Linked DNA regions of Mus musculus: region 1 is linked to region 2. A link is a loop called in an ENCODE intact Hi-C map of the cell type or tissue named here. Cell type or tissue: heart. All regions are shown on one strand. Each heading gives the region's core, and the rest is flanking DNA. Links, peaks and the distances in the headings are about the cores only.

The links. Hi-C counts contacts between places; a loop is a spot of excess contacts. Peaks named below come from ENCODE experiments on the same cell type or tissue, not always from the same donor. Only the 100,000 strongest peaks of a DNase experiment are listed, where the experiment ranks them.
Region 1: a loop joins it to region 2, with 5 times the contacts of the local background. A loop is called at or near these places in 3 of 42 quality-filtered maps.

What each region holds. Positions count from the first base shown.
Region 1 is chr5:143,558,903-143,566,366 of GRCm38, forward strand. Fam220a (family with sequence similarity 220, member A) reads left to right here. Exons shown (of 2, transcript NM_133703.5): 2 at 3,855-5,629. The coding sequence starts at 3,933. The coding sequence ends at 4,715. Among named protein-coding and RNA genes, the nearest start is that of Fam220a, 14 kb to the left of the region's middle. In heart, for the core only: no CTCF peak of the experiment used is centred there; a DNase peak (open chromatin) is centred at 3,159; H3K4me3 peaks cover 215 bases; H3K27ac peaks cover 1,893 bases.
Region 2 is chr5:143,982,741-143,990,204 of GRCm38, forward strand. It overlaps Ccz1 (CCZ1 vacuolar protein trafficking and biogenesis associated), which reads right to left. Exons shown (of 15, transcript NM_177682.3): 15 at 5,169-5,509. The coding sequence ends at 5,454. It overlaps LOC115486439, which reads left to right. Exons shown (of 5, transcript XM_030254972.1): 4 at 1,164-1,362; 5 at 2,711-2,979. The coding sequence ends at 2,888. Among named protein-coding and RNA genes, the nearest start is that of Gm17135, 5.5 kb to the left of the region's middle. In heart, for the core only: no CTCF peak of the experiment used is centred there; no DNase peak of the experiment used is centred there.

The DNA of each region.
Region 1 (7,464 bases), core at 1,969-4,468, 430 kb before region 2:
ACCAGTGTGCTTTTCCACTGCTGGATCCCACTTGGAATCTATTAATAGCTGCCATTTCTCCAGATAATCTCCAGTTGGCGGCTGGACCTTTGGGTTGTTGTCACTGTCTCACTGAGTAATGTTGCTGTGGGCATTTGTGTGCACATTCGTGTGTGTGTGTGTGTGTGTGTGTGTGTGTGTGTGTGTATGAGTGTGTGTGTGTGAATGTGTGTGTGTATGAGTGTGTGTGTGTGTGTGCGTGTGCGTGTATGAGTGTGTGTGTGTATGTGTATGTGTGTGTGTGAGTGTGTGTGTGTGTATGAGTGTGTGTGTGTGTGTGTGTGTATGAGTGTGTGTGTGCTTGTACCCAAGTGCACATTAAGATGTTATCTCACTGAGCTGGAAGCCTGCTCTTTCAGCAGCTGCTGGGGATTTTGTCTCCATCCTGGAGATGCTGGGGTTACAGGTGCTGCCGTGGTCACCTTTTTTTGAGTGTGTGTTTGTTTTAAATGTGGGGGATTTGAACTCAGGTCCTCGTGCTAGCTCAGGAAGTGCTGTTACCCACCCAGACATCTTCCCAGCCTGAGTGGGTTTCCCAACTCCCATTCCCTACCCCGACCCTGACTTTATATCCAGGCTGTTCTAAAACTTCATGTATCTTCACAGAACTTGAACCCAGAATGGTCCTCTTGCCACACACCTTGAGACACCAGCCACCCATACCTAGGGCTACGTAAGACCCTGCTTTAACTTTCCTCTCAAAATACGTATGGAGGGGCGCATGCACAGAGGTCTGAGACACTCTGTAGGAGTAAACAGGGTTTTAGCCTCTCGGAGTTTGGCTTTGCCTGTGGGCCATACTTGTTTGTTTACTTCTGAGGGAAGGGCGTTTGAGACAGTTCACTGTGTAGTCTAGGCTGACCTATTTGGGACAGGAGCTCCTTGTGTAGTCCAGGCTGGCCTTGAGCTAGAAATTTTTTTCCCCTTATCATCCCAAGTGCTGGGATTCCAGGTCTGTACTACCATGCACACCCTGAAAATTGTTTTTAAAAACTTATCTCTAATCTTTGTGTAGGTGTGAGTGCCCACACATGTGTCTGGGGCCCTCAGAGGCCAGAGGAGAGCGTCAGGTTCTCTGAACTGGAGTTACGGGAGCTTGGAATCAGCCGTGTGGTGCTGAGTTCTCGCCCCAGTCCTGTGCAAGAGCAGCCAGTGCGCTTAACCGCTGGATCCTCTCTCCACACCCCTGACATTTTTCTTTTTTGAGTCAAAGTTTAATAATCTTTTTTTAATGCTTGGTGTTTGCTGTCACTAGAAAGTCCTTCCCAACCCCCAGGGCGTGAGGGATTCACAATATTCTGGTGCCTACTTCGTATGTCTTTGAGCTAGAGTCTTACCATATAGTCCATTGCTGATCTCCAGCTCGAGAGCCTCTTTGCCTTGGCCTCCTCCATACCTGGATTATAGTCATATAGCACCTCACTTGGCTCATTTCAACTTGGGGTGTGTGTGTATGTGTGTGTGTATGTTGTTGTTGTTCAGCTTGGGGTGTGGTGTGTGTGTATGTGTGTATGTTGTTGTTGTTGATGTTGAAATCAATGAAAGCCTTAACCAGGTTCGTGGTGCACACCAGCACTTGGGAAACAGAGGCAGATAGATTTATTTCATTGAGTTCAAGCAAGGGTAGCCTTTTCTACAGAGTGAATTCTAGGCTGCAAGGGCTACATGATGAGATCCTGGTCTCAAAAACAAAACAAAACAAAACAACCAAGTCAGCTAAGAGCCTTTTGCATACCAGAGTACTCGCTCTAGGGCTGGTGAGATGGCTCAGTGGGTTAGAGCACCCGACTGCTCTTCCAAAGGTCCGGAGTTCAAATCCCACAACCATCCATTAAGGAGATCTGACTCCCTCTTCTGGAGTGTCTGAAGACAGCTACAGTGTACTTACACATAATAAATAAATAAATCTAAAAAAAAAAAAAAAAAAGGTCCAACATATTTAAAAAAAAAAAAAAACAACACAACAGAGTACTCGCTCTACCATCGGGCTGTATCTCCTGTCCCTCCATATTTATTTTGAGAGGAGGGTTAGAGACAGGGTCTGGGTAACCCTAAGGTGGCCTTAGACTTCCTGAAAAGCTGAGGATGACCTTGAACTCATGACCCTCCTCTCTCTGCTCTTCCTGAGTACTGAGAGTACGGCACGCACGGCCACACCAGGTCCACTCTAACTTTTGAAGGCAGTGCATGTGGAGGCCAAGGACAACCTCCAGGGCCTCCTTAGGTGCTGCCCTCTTGGTTCTTAAGAGAGTCTCCCTCACTGGCCTGAACTGTGCAGTAGGCTAGGCTGGCCAGCAAGACTCTCAGATCTGCCTGTCTCTACCTTCCTGGTGCTGGAAGAAAAGCCTCCTTCCCATGGATTGTGGAACTGGAATCGATGTCTTTCTAGCCCTTATTTTCATCTTAATTTGAAAATGTTATTTGTGGGTATGTATGTGTGCCCACAGGGTTCATGAGAAGGCATTGGATCCCTGGGTGCTGGGAATTGAACTCGCTGCCCACTGAGATGCACTGTCTGTTGAGGGTCCTTTTCTGCTCTTCACTTTACCAAACCTCCCAGCCACCTTTCGTTTGTCCCGAGACACTTGCCAACCCTGATACAAAAGCTGCCACTGCTGCTGGAGAGCACGCTCCGTGCTTTCCCTCACGGAGCCCACAGCACGACACAAGGATGCCCAGCTCCTCCTGAGCTGGGTGGAGCCTCTCTTCATTGAAGGTGCTTTTGAGCAGATATGTTACCAGGAGACAAGGCGTGGCTGGAGGGCACAGCTGGTGTGATGCAGAGATGCTTGTCTGGTCAGAAGAAACTCGGTGACGTGTTCTGTGTGGTCATGAGTCAGCTTCATTCAGAAGGGTGGTGTTGGCACCTTTCCTCATCCTCCCTAGTAATTTCCTCCAGCCTGAGCCTCTAGTCAGGGCCCACTTACCCATGCTGCACCCCTGCAGGCGGGTTGTCTAGAGTGTGCTCGAGCTGTCACTGAGGCCCACTGCCCTACTCACTGTGACTCCTCCCTGTCCCCTTAGGAGCAGCCTTGCTAATTTGCTTTGGAAAGTATTGGGAGCAGGGTATTTTTAGGTTACAAAGCAATGGTAGTCTGGACTGTCAGGTGCCTGGGGCCATTAATAGCCTGGGTTAGGGAAGGTGAGGAGACAGGCTTCCGGCAGGGCGGCAGCTGCTAACTGGGTCAGGCCTATTGTCATCGAGCAGGTCGGCTGCCTCACACGGGGAAGGACTGGGGTGGAAGATGCCGGCCCCAGATTGCCCTGGGGATTTTGGACAAAGCAGGGAGCTTTCTCCCACTCCTCGGTTACATTGTGAGCTAGGAACATCTTCAGCAGGGGTGGAGGGAGCAGGTGTGGAGGAACTGACTCCCAGTACTTGGAAATCAGCTCATCTCTCTCACATTCTGCTGGGCAGGGTGGTTTGCCATAAGTTAACAGCATTGATTCTTTTGTAGACCTGACGTGCGCTTGGGAGCTTCATAAGACTAGGCTAGCCCAAGGGCACTGATGATCTATATCTTATGTGTACTTGATTTGTATACTTATCTGATTGAGTCAGGGTCTCAGTGTAGCACAGGCTGGCTCAGACTCACTATGTAGCCAAGGATGGCCTTGAACTTATGATCCTCTTTCTCCATCTTGTTTGGAATTCAGGGCGACCTATGGCAGTGGACAGAGCTTCTCGCTGTCTGGCTCCTGTGCAGCTCTGTGGCCCCACTCTGCAAGGACCTGGTGTTTGGTGATATTTTGCATGTGTGTGACTGTTTTACTAACCCTCTGTCACAGAATTCTCATTTGATTATCTTTTCCAGGTTCACATTGAGATCCACTGAAGGCCATCCTTGACTGATAGGCCTCACCCCGACTCCCTGCATCAAAGGGCACAGAGCATGAAGGCTGGGAGAGGGACCCTGGGTGTCTGCCTGGCCAAACAGTCACAAGGAGGTGACCCGGACAAACTAGCATGTGGCCTTAAGAAAAGAAGTCAGAAGAGGAACCCCAGCCCATCAGTTGTGCCTTCTTGGACAGACCAGCCTGTAGCAGATAGCCATGGAAAGTCACGGGCCACGGGGGCAGCAGCCTCAGAAATGAAGCATGGTCAGAGCAAGGCCAGCCTCCTGCATCATGGTGGCTTCAAAGTGCTTCAGTCTCTGAAGGGATCAGTGGGGAGGAGTTCAGCCCCAGCAGCCTCCCTCGGCAAGGCTGTGGCTCTGTCCCCTGCTCCTTCAGAAGAGCAACTAGCCGGGATGTCCCATGGCATCGGGGATGCACTAGGAAGTGACTGGCCAGGAAGAGAGCCCAGAGCCACAGACAACCGTGGACAGTACCTCAAAGGAGAGTCCTGGGTGTCAGGACGGCCAGGCCATCCAAAACTGAGGGAAGTGGGATTCCTAAGAGGTGAACCACCAAGTGCTGGCCCCAAGGGGCTAGGCACCTGGTCAGAACTGTCTCACCGATACTTTGAGCTGGGCCAGCTGCCATATGCTTACCCCTATTATAAAGTTCTCCCAGAAGGCGAGCTGAGGTGTGTGTCCCTTGACCGTTTCAATCCCGGGCTTTCAGAGGAAACAGTAGAAGATGAGAAAACTCTCAAGTTCTTCAGATGGTCCGCAGATAGTCGTGGGGTCACTGGCTCTGCAATCTTCCAGATTAGCAAGTCTCTGATGCCATAGTTAAGGTTCAAGCAGAACAAGAAAAATAGCAGATTAACTTTAATAAAGGTTGTCTTGCAGTTTCTTTTGCATTAAGTCTGGCGTATGCTGCAGCCGTTCAGTTCCTGTTGTTTCCTGTGAACCAGACGCACCTCGGTGGTTGATGCAGAGGGGGACGTTTTCGAGCATGTTCTCAATCGTTTCGGAAAGACGCTCAGAACTGGGAACCCCCCCTCCCCCAGGAAAATGATTGATGTGCTCCGTATAAGATCAGACAGGAACCTTTATCACAGAGTTCTAAATCATGGAGACCCATCCTCAAGGGCTAGCGTCCGGATGCCGCCTGCCTCCGCTCACCTCTGGCCATCTGATGGAAGTGGAGGCCTGTAGGCTACGCCTTCCACTTCTTGTAAGCCTTGCTTCAGTCATGAAGAGTCTTGCTTGCCATTTCTGCACTGTACTGACTCGGCCAGAGGTCCCTTCTCACGTGTCCCCCTCCTTCCGCCCGAGTTGCAGTTTTTAATGGAGGCACTTTGGAGAAGTTGCAATATTAAATTGAGGATAATTTACAATTACAGAAGAGTCTGAAGCTTTCCTGCCGACAGAACACAGACAGCAAACGAAGCAATGAAGCATTTTCCTTTATACCGGCCCAGGACTTGTGATTTCTTTTACATTAAGATTTTCTTCCAAAGTGACCCTCCCTCCTTCTGTGGTTTGGTAACTTTAATAAAGGTCATTTAAAGAGTGGACATTTTACAGCCTCCCTACCCAAGACAGAGTTAAAAACAGCCATGGGAGAGTTGGGGGACCCTGACTGTATATGTCATTTATATTGTGTCCTAAATTACTATGCCATGGGCTATTTTAGTGTTTTGGGAAAATAATAAAATCTGTTCTTTAGCATAATAAATATGTTTTATTTTGTGTGTGTGCGTATGTTCTCCTTATCTTTTCGTTAATGTCGTCGTCTTCCTAGGATTTCAGCATCTTTAGCAGTGAGTGAAAGGTTGCTGGTGAAGACTTAAGAATCAGCTCAAAGAAAAAAAAACCTAACACAAAGATGGGTTTGAAGTTTTCCTCCTCCCTCTCCCTCCTCTTCCCTCTCCTCCCTCCTCTTCCTCCCTTTCTCCCTGCTCCCTCCCTCCCTGCCTGAGCTCCTGTCCCCCTCCCTCTCTCCAGGTTATGAAATAGTGCACTATAGCTGGTTAATGTAGCACACTCAGCACACAGGAGACCTGCGGCATGAATCTCGGGCTAGCCTGTGCTGCTGATTCATGAGTTCAGACACAGCCTGGTTTAGGAATTGAGTGCTAGGCCCACTTGGATTACAAAGCAAGTCTGTCTCAGGAAACAGAATAAGGGGCTAGAGACATGGGAACCTGTTTTCTGTTCAAGCTTGACCTGAAGTTGATTCCCAGAACCCACTTAGGACAGCCCAGTGTAGCCAGGACTCGGAATGGTTGTGTGTGTGTGTGTGTGTGTGTGTGTGAGTCCCTAGAGCTTATTGGCCGGCCAATCTAGCCTAGTTGGTAAACTCCAGGCCAGTGAGAGGGCCTGTCAGGAAAGAGATGATGTCTGTGGAGGAGGAGAGTGGCAGCCAAGGCAGATGTGGCCTACACACACCTGCGTGTGAGCCTCTGGGTGTGCAGCGTGCCTGTCAAGCAATCATCTCAGGTTGCATATGGCCACACACTTGTGATCCCAGCACTTGGAAGGCAGAGAAGCAGGAGTGTTAAGAGATGAGGGCTAGCCTGGGCTATATAATGAGACTATCTCAAAATACTAAGAAAGCTGGGCATGGTGGCTCACACCTGTAATCCCAGCATTCAGAAGCAGAACAAAACAAACAAAAATCCAGGCATGTGACTTCAAAGAAGGCCTTTTATATAAACATTTGAGACATAGTACAGAAATATGGTGCTTCAGAACTGGCTGGCTGGTGAACGTCCATAATCCTAGCATGCTTCAAGCAAAACTTATGGGGTGGGGTGTGTGGTTGTTTCATATATGAGTTTGAGGCCAGCCTGAGCTATGTGACAAGGCTATCTCCCCACCTGCCCCCAGATGAAGTTTCCATAGAACATGTAGCTTTACCTGGCCTTGAGCTTGCTGTATTCAGCTGTGGGTGCCCTTCAACTCACCCTTTACTCCCTGAGGGCTGGACTGCAGGCGTGCACCATCCCACCTGTCTGATGTGATGCTGGGGATGAGTCACAAGGTGGCCCGCACGCTAGGCAAGAACTCAATCCGTAGGTTTCTCTGCGGGTCCCCAGCCCCCACGGTTGCTCCTCTGAAGGGCTGAACAATTAAGTGTAGCAACTATGCCAAGTAGAAAGCGCTGGGCTTGTTATTCACATCTGGAAATGGTGATTTCCTTTCTTTAAAACAATTGGGGTGAATGATGAGGCCTTGAAGCCATCGGGGCGGGGGGGGGGGGAGGGTTCACGGCTGTGGAGAGTAACGAGTAAATTAAATGTTCGTGTGTGAATCAGGTTGGTAAAGAGTGCTCAATGGGAAAAGACGCTTCCTAGCCAAAGAACCTGAATTCCCACGGTGGGAGGTGAGAACCAGTTCCTGCCTGTTGTCCTCTGACCTCCATGCACAGATAGTACGTGAATAAATAAATAAACACAGTGGGTGTAGAGAGAACCCACAGTGCAGTTCTGTTATGTGGGGTCAGAGCAATCAGCCTATAAATTTGAGTATCCAAGGATTTACACTTAAGTTGTATAATACATGGCTTGTGCCTATATATAAAATCAAGTCA
Region 2 (7,464 bases), core at 3,225-5,724:
TTTCAATAGATAATACAAGAAAGGACACTTATGTTGGCATAAGAACACATCGTTATTCTTGAGCCACAAATTTTCATAAATATGAAATTTATTAATATGTAGCCTCAAGTATGCCATTTGGTACAAACTTGGGGCCTCGAAAAAACTTGGAAACTCTCAAAAGTGAATGTAGGAAAAAAAAAAAAAGATGCACTACCACACACTGAGGAATACATTCTTATTAAAAAGTCAAGGAAGCTAGGTAGTGTTGTGTTTTATAACAAGAAAGAGGTGCAGTTCAGTGGGGGGGGGGGTGGTGGAGGTGCCTCTGCAGGCCCATGCTGAGGCATCCCTTTCCCCTGAGGTGAAGGTATAGTATAGAGTGGCTTTTATGCATGGCATGGGGAGGGGAGTTGAAAGAAAGGCAGAGAGAGAGAGAGAGAGAGAGAGAGAGCAAGCGAGCACTCTTACAGAGGAGGACATGGGTTCAATTCCCAGCATCCACAGGGCAGTTCACAATCATCTGTAACTCCACTTCCAGGGGTCTCTTCCAACTGCAGCTTCCGCAGACATCAAGCACGCATGTGGTACACATACATACATTCAGACAAAACACATGTAAAATAACATGAATACTCTAGTAAAAAGGTTAATCTCTAAATATTTTTTTAAAAGCTCATATTGCTCTGCCAGAGGACCAGAGTTGAGTTCCATAGCCACCTAATGACCTGCACCTCCTGCTCCAGTGACTTTGCAGCCTCCGCAGGCACCTGCACTCACACACACCTCTCCCCACCACGGTTTTAAAAGAATAGCTTGGTGTCCTGAGGCACAGCTTTCATCCCCCAGCACTTGGGAGGCAGGGGCAGGAAGATCCTGTGAATTCCAGGCTAGCCTGGTCTACAAAGCGAGACCCTGTCTCAAACAAAACAGAACGAAACACACAAATAACAACAAAACACTTCTGCTGTTTAAGAAAAAGAAAAACCGGCAGGAGGTTTTTTTGGACAGAAGGACTGATAATCAGCCCCAGGCCGCTGTGCACTGGCCCTCCTCAGTTGCTGTGGAACGCATCTGGTGACTTCTTCAGGCCTCACAGGCTGCAGTGCCCCAGGATCACCACAGCTGACAGAAGACACCACTCACACTGTACTGATGTTTGTTTTAATTATGCTCCATTGCAGAGAAATATGAAAAGCCCAAAGATGAACAGAAAGAGAAACTCAACATATGGGTGAACAACCTCTATGTCTTCTTTGTAAGTGTGCTCTTCAGTGCCTACAAACGTGAAGAGATGCTCAAGGAGAAAGTGAAGGAAAATCAGCTCCAGGAAGCAGAGCTGGCTCAGCAGAGGCAGATAGAGAACGAAGAGCTAGAAGCCAGGTAGGGCACCTGCCCTGCATGGTATATGCTCAGTTTTCTTTTCTGTCTTCAGGAGCTACCCCAAGCAGGACCTTAGCCTATGGTGAAACAAACAATGATGTCCTAGGACCACAGGCTTACAGTGATGCATACAATGCCCTCATCTCTGATAGGACAAAAAAGAAGGACCTGGGGGCTGGGGGTGGGGCTGGGAATGTAGTTCAGTGGTGGAGGCTTGCTTAAAGTGTGAAGTTTGGGTTTGGTTCCTAGCACTGATAAAAGAAGCATATGTGCGCGCGCACACACTGTTGTGATCATAAAAAGAGAAAGAGCTATAAGAATATGTTCTGGCAGGGTGTGGGGGAAGGGGATACCTCAGTGGGCCCATACTCTGAGGTACCACACACACACCGGTATAGAATAGAGTTTATTTAGGGCATGGGATCAGCCATGACTACGTGGAAAGTTGGGGAGAGGGAATGAGGAGAGAGGGAGAGCAAGGGGGCAAGAGGCAAGGGAGAGAAGCAGGAGTAAGAAGGAGAGGAGGGGGCAAACAGCCCCTTTTATAATGCCAGGCATACCTGGCCGTTGCCAGGTAACCCTGGGGAGGAGCATACCTGGCTGTTGCCAGGTAACCGTGGAGGTGGAGTCCAGACAGAATGTCACCACACACACACCTGGATGCACGAATTCATTCATGTACACACAGGCTTCTGCTCTTTCCAGAGCTCCCAATGTCGATGTGTTTTGCAACCTGGTGTGATGGTGAAGCCTACAAGCTCAGCACACAGGAGGGGCAGAAGATGCTCGCCTCACGAGGCTTCTTTCTAGCTTCTCAGCCGCAGGAAACCCTCCCAGGCCACACTGGCCACACTGGCAACTGTTGCCTGGAGCACTCTAGACACAACAGACCATTTTACTCACAAGCACTACTGAAAGCCCATAAAATCCAGATTCAGGGCTGGAGAGAGAGTGCAGGGGAAGAGCACGTATCCCTCTTACAGAAGCCCTGAGTTCAAGTCCCAGCACCCATGTCACCTGTGGCATGGGCTTTGGGGGGGGGGGGTCCAATGTCCTGTGGATTCCAGGGCATCTGCACATAATCTCCCACCCCGTGCACAGAAGCAAAAGTTTTGCTTGTGTTTTGAGACAGGGTCTCACTGTATAGCTCTCTGGCTGGCCTAGAACTTATACTCTGTAGACCAGGCTGGCCTCAAGCTCACAGGGATCCACCTGCCTCTGCCTCCCAAGTGCTGGGAGTAAGTATGTCACAATACCAGTCTACCACATAATTTTTTGGAAAAAAAAAAATTAGTTTCACATTTTTACAGAAAAAACCAAATAGCCACATCCTCATTTTGCTCTTTAGGCTGAACATCCTACGGGAAGAGGAGGCCAGGAAACAAGACTTCGAACTTGACATCACTGTGCTCAAGGAGCCATCGGAGATCCCAGCCTCTCAGCCTCTCACGCCCAGCCCCCCTAAAGAGGACCTGGCTTCCATCCAGACTAGCAAGGCCAGCCCTGGCAAGAAGAAGAAGAAGTGAAGGCACGCAGTGTCATGGTCGAGCTGCAAGGACAAGTAGACAGAAAGCTGAGACAAATGTTCCATAAAATAAAGTGTTTGCATTGAGCTTCTGATTTGTTTCGAAATGCTCTACCTTGGCCCACACATTAAGCTTTTCTTGTATGGCTGGCTGCATTTGTAAGAACCTAACTGAATGAGTATGTAGGGATGCACATATTAGTAAATGGGTTTTAAATTTTTGTATATATTTTTGTAAATGAAAGTTAGCTGGGCATAGTGGCACATCTCGGCACTCAGGAGACAGCTGCATGTTCAAGGTCATCCTGAGCTACACAGTGAGACCCTGTCTGGGGGCGGGGGGTGCTGTTTAGAGAGGTGGCTCAGTGTTTAAGGGCCCTTGCTGCTTTTACAGAGGACCTAAGTTTGGGTCCCAGCATTCACACTGGGGCAGCCTACAACAGTCTGTAACTCCTGCTCCAGGGGATCTGGCACAGTCTTCTGGACTTTGTGAATACTAGTAACCACACACACACACACACACACACACACACACACACACACACACACACACACACATACACACACGGAGAGCAATATAGGAAGACACCCAGTGTTGACACGTGGTCTTCACACTCATACACACACGTGCTTGCACACCTGCACACACATCTGCATAAACACAGATCCATGGACATAGAACACACAAATGGCAAAGGAGTGGAGACCCCTTAAAGAAGTCTTACACATGTGAGTTTGCATATTAGCTCTGCAAGGCTGACAGAACCCCAAGGAGGACTACCATCTCGACCAGAGAAACAAAGCCACCTGAAATTAGCAACACAACGGAACAGCTCAACCAGAAGTTTGAATTAATGCACAGACTCCGGAGCCAGAACGCAAGGAAGGATAAACGCTGACGGAGACAAACACATGGGATTCCAAGCAACACACCCCAGACAACCATGATCTGGAATGCGACCCCAAACTCTTCAAGGAACAAAAGCTCAGTATGGTGGGAAACTGAGAACCAGTTTTAAGTTATGCACAGGCAGGAAAAAAATAATGGAAATGAATGATTCAGAACGGAGGAGCAAGGAAAGCAATACAAACGGATGAGGCTGCTCCCTCACCTCTAACACAGTAGGTATGGAGGTCGGAACAGGCAGACTGCAGAGGGCTGCTTTCCGGGCTGGGGAAATACTGTGTCTCAGATCACTCAACTCATTTTCTCCCAGACCCTGGACTCTCTGGGTCAGCAGAACAGGGCTGAGTAAAATTCAGTTCTATTTCATCTCAGTTGTGAAGGGATACAGGGTGACGTGGCTCTCGGGAGGCCTCATGACCAAGAGGAACAATGTCTAGTTAGACAGCTTGGGGTGTGTAATGAAACATCGGGGATGTACTCAAAGCGAATCGAATCTAGTGACTGTATCTGTGCCTCGCTGTCCTTCTCTTGTCAACAGGGAGACCCCAAGCTGTCAAGATACTGTCTGTTAGTGTTTGGGTTGTCTTAGGGTTTATTGCTGTCAAGAGACACCATGACCACAGCAACTCTTATAAAGGCAAACATTTAGTTGGGGCTGGCTTACCGTTCAGAGGTTCAGTCCATTATCATCAAGGTGGAAAGCATGGCAGTATCCAGGCAGGCCTGGCACAGGAGGAGCTGAGACTTCTACATTGTGATATGAAGGCAGCCAGGATGAGGCTCTTCCACAGGCAGCCAGGAGGAAGGTCTGTATCACACAGGCCAGACCTGGGCATTCAAAGAGACCTCAAAGCCCCACCTCCACAGTGACACCCCCCCCCCCTTACAAAACCTCACCTCCTAATAGTGCCACTTCCCACTGGCCAAGCTTATTTAAACTACATCTTAATTGTATGTATGTGTGTGTGCACGTGTGTACACCTGAGTCCAGGTGCCCGGGGAGAACAAAAGGAGCATCAGACCCCGAGAGCAGTGGCTCTCAACCTGCTACAGGGTCAGGACCCCTTCAGGGTGGACCCAGCCTTCCTCAGGGGCTGCATATCAGATATTTACAGTATGGTTCATGTAACAGTAGCAATAAAATCCTGCTCTGGCTGGGGGTGAGCACAGTATCCCGGCATTAGGCAGCTGGAGAACCACTGCCTTAGAACCTGGCCTGGGCTACAGGAGACTGTGAGTAGCCTGACGAAGGCGGTGAGAACTGGATCCAAGTCCTCTGAGCCTGGCCTGGCCTGGCCCCTGACCTGGAGTTATGAGCCCTACTGGCCAGTGCAGTCAAAACAGCCAGCAACACAGGACTCAACAGGAAACCAGTATTTTTAAAAACTTTAACAATTTATTAGTCTTATTTCCCAGTAAAATACCCATACAATGTCAGCAGAATGGAATGGTATTCAGCTGACTACATTTAATTAATTTCACATAAATATTTAACATCTAGAAACCTCAGGGAATCATCAGACCAAGTAGAAATGTGGTTTTCCAAGCAGGTATTGCTTTACTGTGTCCCTAACCCAGTCACTAGCATGACCAGTAAGTTGTAATGGTAAACACAAAGGTTGTTGAGGTTTTTAAAGATGTTCTGCTGAGCCAGTGGAGTCAATCCAAGAAGAAGATGTTGTTGAACTGCGTGGCACACAGTTTCTTCACCTCTTCTGCAGAAAGAACAGAAAACAGTGTGTCAAGGAGCATAGCTTCTGCCCTTGAGGGCTGCATGCTATGATCAGTGCCTTCAGTTCTATGGGGATAAAGGTAGGAAATAAGTAAATGTCTGCATTAATTTTGACTTTCTCTTAAGAAGAGGACGCAGTAATAACCAACAGAGAAGGCAGTCAGAGAAACAGCTCACAAACTCCTGAGACCTCCATGTTTCCCAACACACTAGGGTACCACTGTTTTGGTTCTAAAAGAACTGGTTTGCGGAGAGCCTGAGATCCTCGTGGGTCAGCACTAGAAGTGCAATGCTCCTGAGAAGCTGACGGGATGGATGTACAAAAACCCTGGCCACAGTCTTGAGATGTCGATCAAGGGTTTTCCAGAGATAATCACCTTGGATTAGTTGATCCATCAAATCCACCTATTTTAATTTCTGTGGTGCTAAGTAGAGAGCCCAGGGCCTTGAGTATGCCAGGCAAATGCTATACCACTGAGCTCCATGCCCACCCCTTTAAACTCCCATTTTATCTCTGCATGCACCCAAATACTAATGCAAATGAAGACCTGAAATGTCCTAATGCTGGGCACAGTGAGGCTGCCTGTAATCACAACGTTAGGAAACCGTGGGACAATGGCTGTAAGTTCAAGGTTGGACTGGCCTACATAGCAACTTTCAGGCCAGCCAGATGGAAGCTCTTGTCTCAAAAACACAAAACAAAAGCCCAAAACAAACCAACAAAAGAACAGATGTTAAGATCCTCTATGTCACTTATGATGAGCTTGGTAGGATTTGTCCCCTGCCTGCCGTTAGTGTCATGCCACAGAGAGCAGTGGCGAAGCCCAATCCCATGAGGACAATGCGATCTTTTCTCCAGGACAACATTCATTAAGACCCATAAAGCAGCTGCTAGATCACACTGTCCAGAAAGGAGACCAACCCCGCCCTGATGGGAAGGCAGAAAAAAACTGCATTCTTCTGCCCATGTGCAGATGGTGACAGCTGGAAGTGCCCTGTGAACCTGGCAGCCTGGAGGGTTCTCATCACAGGATCTATAAAAGGACATTTGTACAGTGGGCAGCTATAAAAGGACATTTGTACAGTGGGCAGCTATAAAAGGACATTTGTACAGTGGGCAGCCATGCCTTGTTTGCTGATTTTTCTTTTTGTAGCACTTTAGAAAACACTTTTCTTTTAGGCACTGTTAAGTTTCCCACCCCACAGGAGAAATAAAAGCATTTAATGGGGGACTGGAGACACAGCTCAGTGGCTAGGAGCACCTGCTATTCTTACAGAAGACCCCATTTGGTTCTCGGCACCCACAGGACAGCCTACAACTGTCAGTAACTGCAGCTCCTTCTGGCTTCCTCAGGGACCAGGCACAAGTGGGTGGGACACAGACATAAATGCTGGTAAAATACCCATATGCATGAAATAAAGTTTTCTTTAAACCCGAAATACACAGAATAGAAGCATCTGCTTGGATCTTAGGAGTTGTGTTCTGGTTTCTGTTTGCACTGGAGGCTGAGTTAGGCCCTCACTCATGCTCGGCGGGTGTAGCAGTGGGCTACATCCCTCACAGACCCCTGACACCCATCTCATTTCCCCCCCACCATTTATTCAAGGTAGAGACTCCATTAATAGCCCAGGCAGACTTTGAAGTTCTCATCCTCTTGCCTCTTGAAAAGCTGGGATCCAAGGCCAGGAGCTTCTGTTTGTTTGATTTCTGGGGCAGTTATGAGCTGCCCCATGTGTAGACCAAACTTGAGTCCCTGTAAGAGCAGCAGAGACCCTGAGCCTCTGGAGCTGTCTCTGCAGTCCCTGTTTTTTTGCTTTCTAATGTTTATTTTATGTGACTATCTTTTGTCAGCATGTATGTCTATCACCACGTGTGCCCGATGCTGTCAGAGGACAGACGAGGTATTGGATCCGTGAGAACGGGGCTACGGCTGCCTG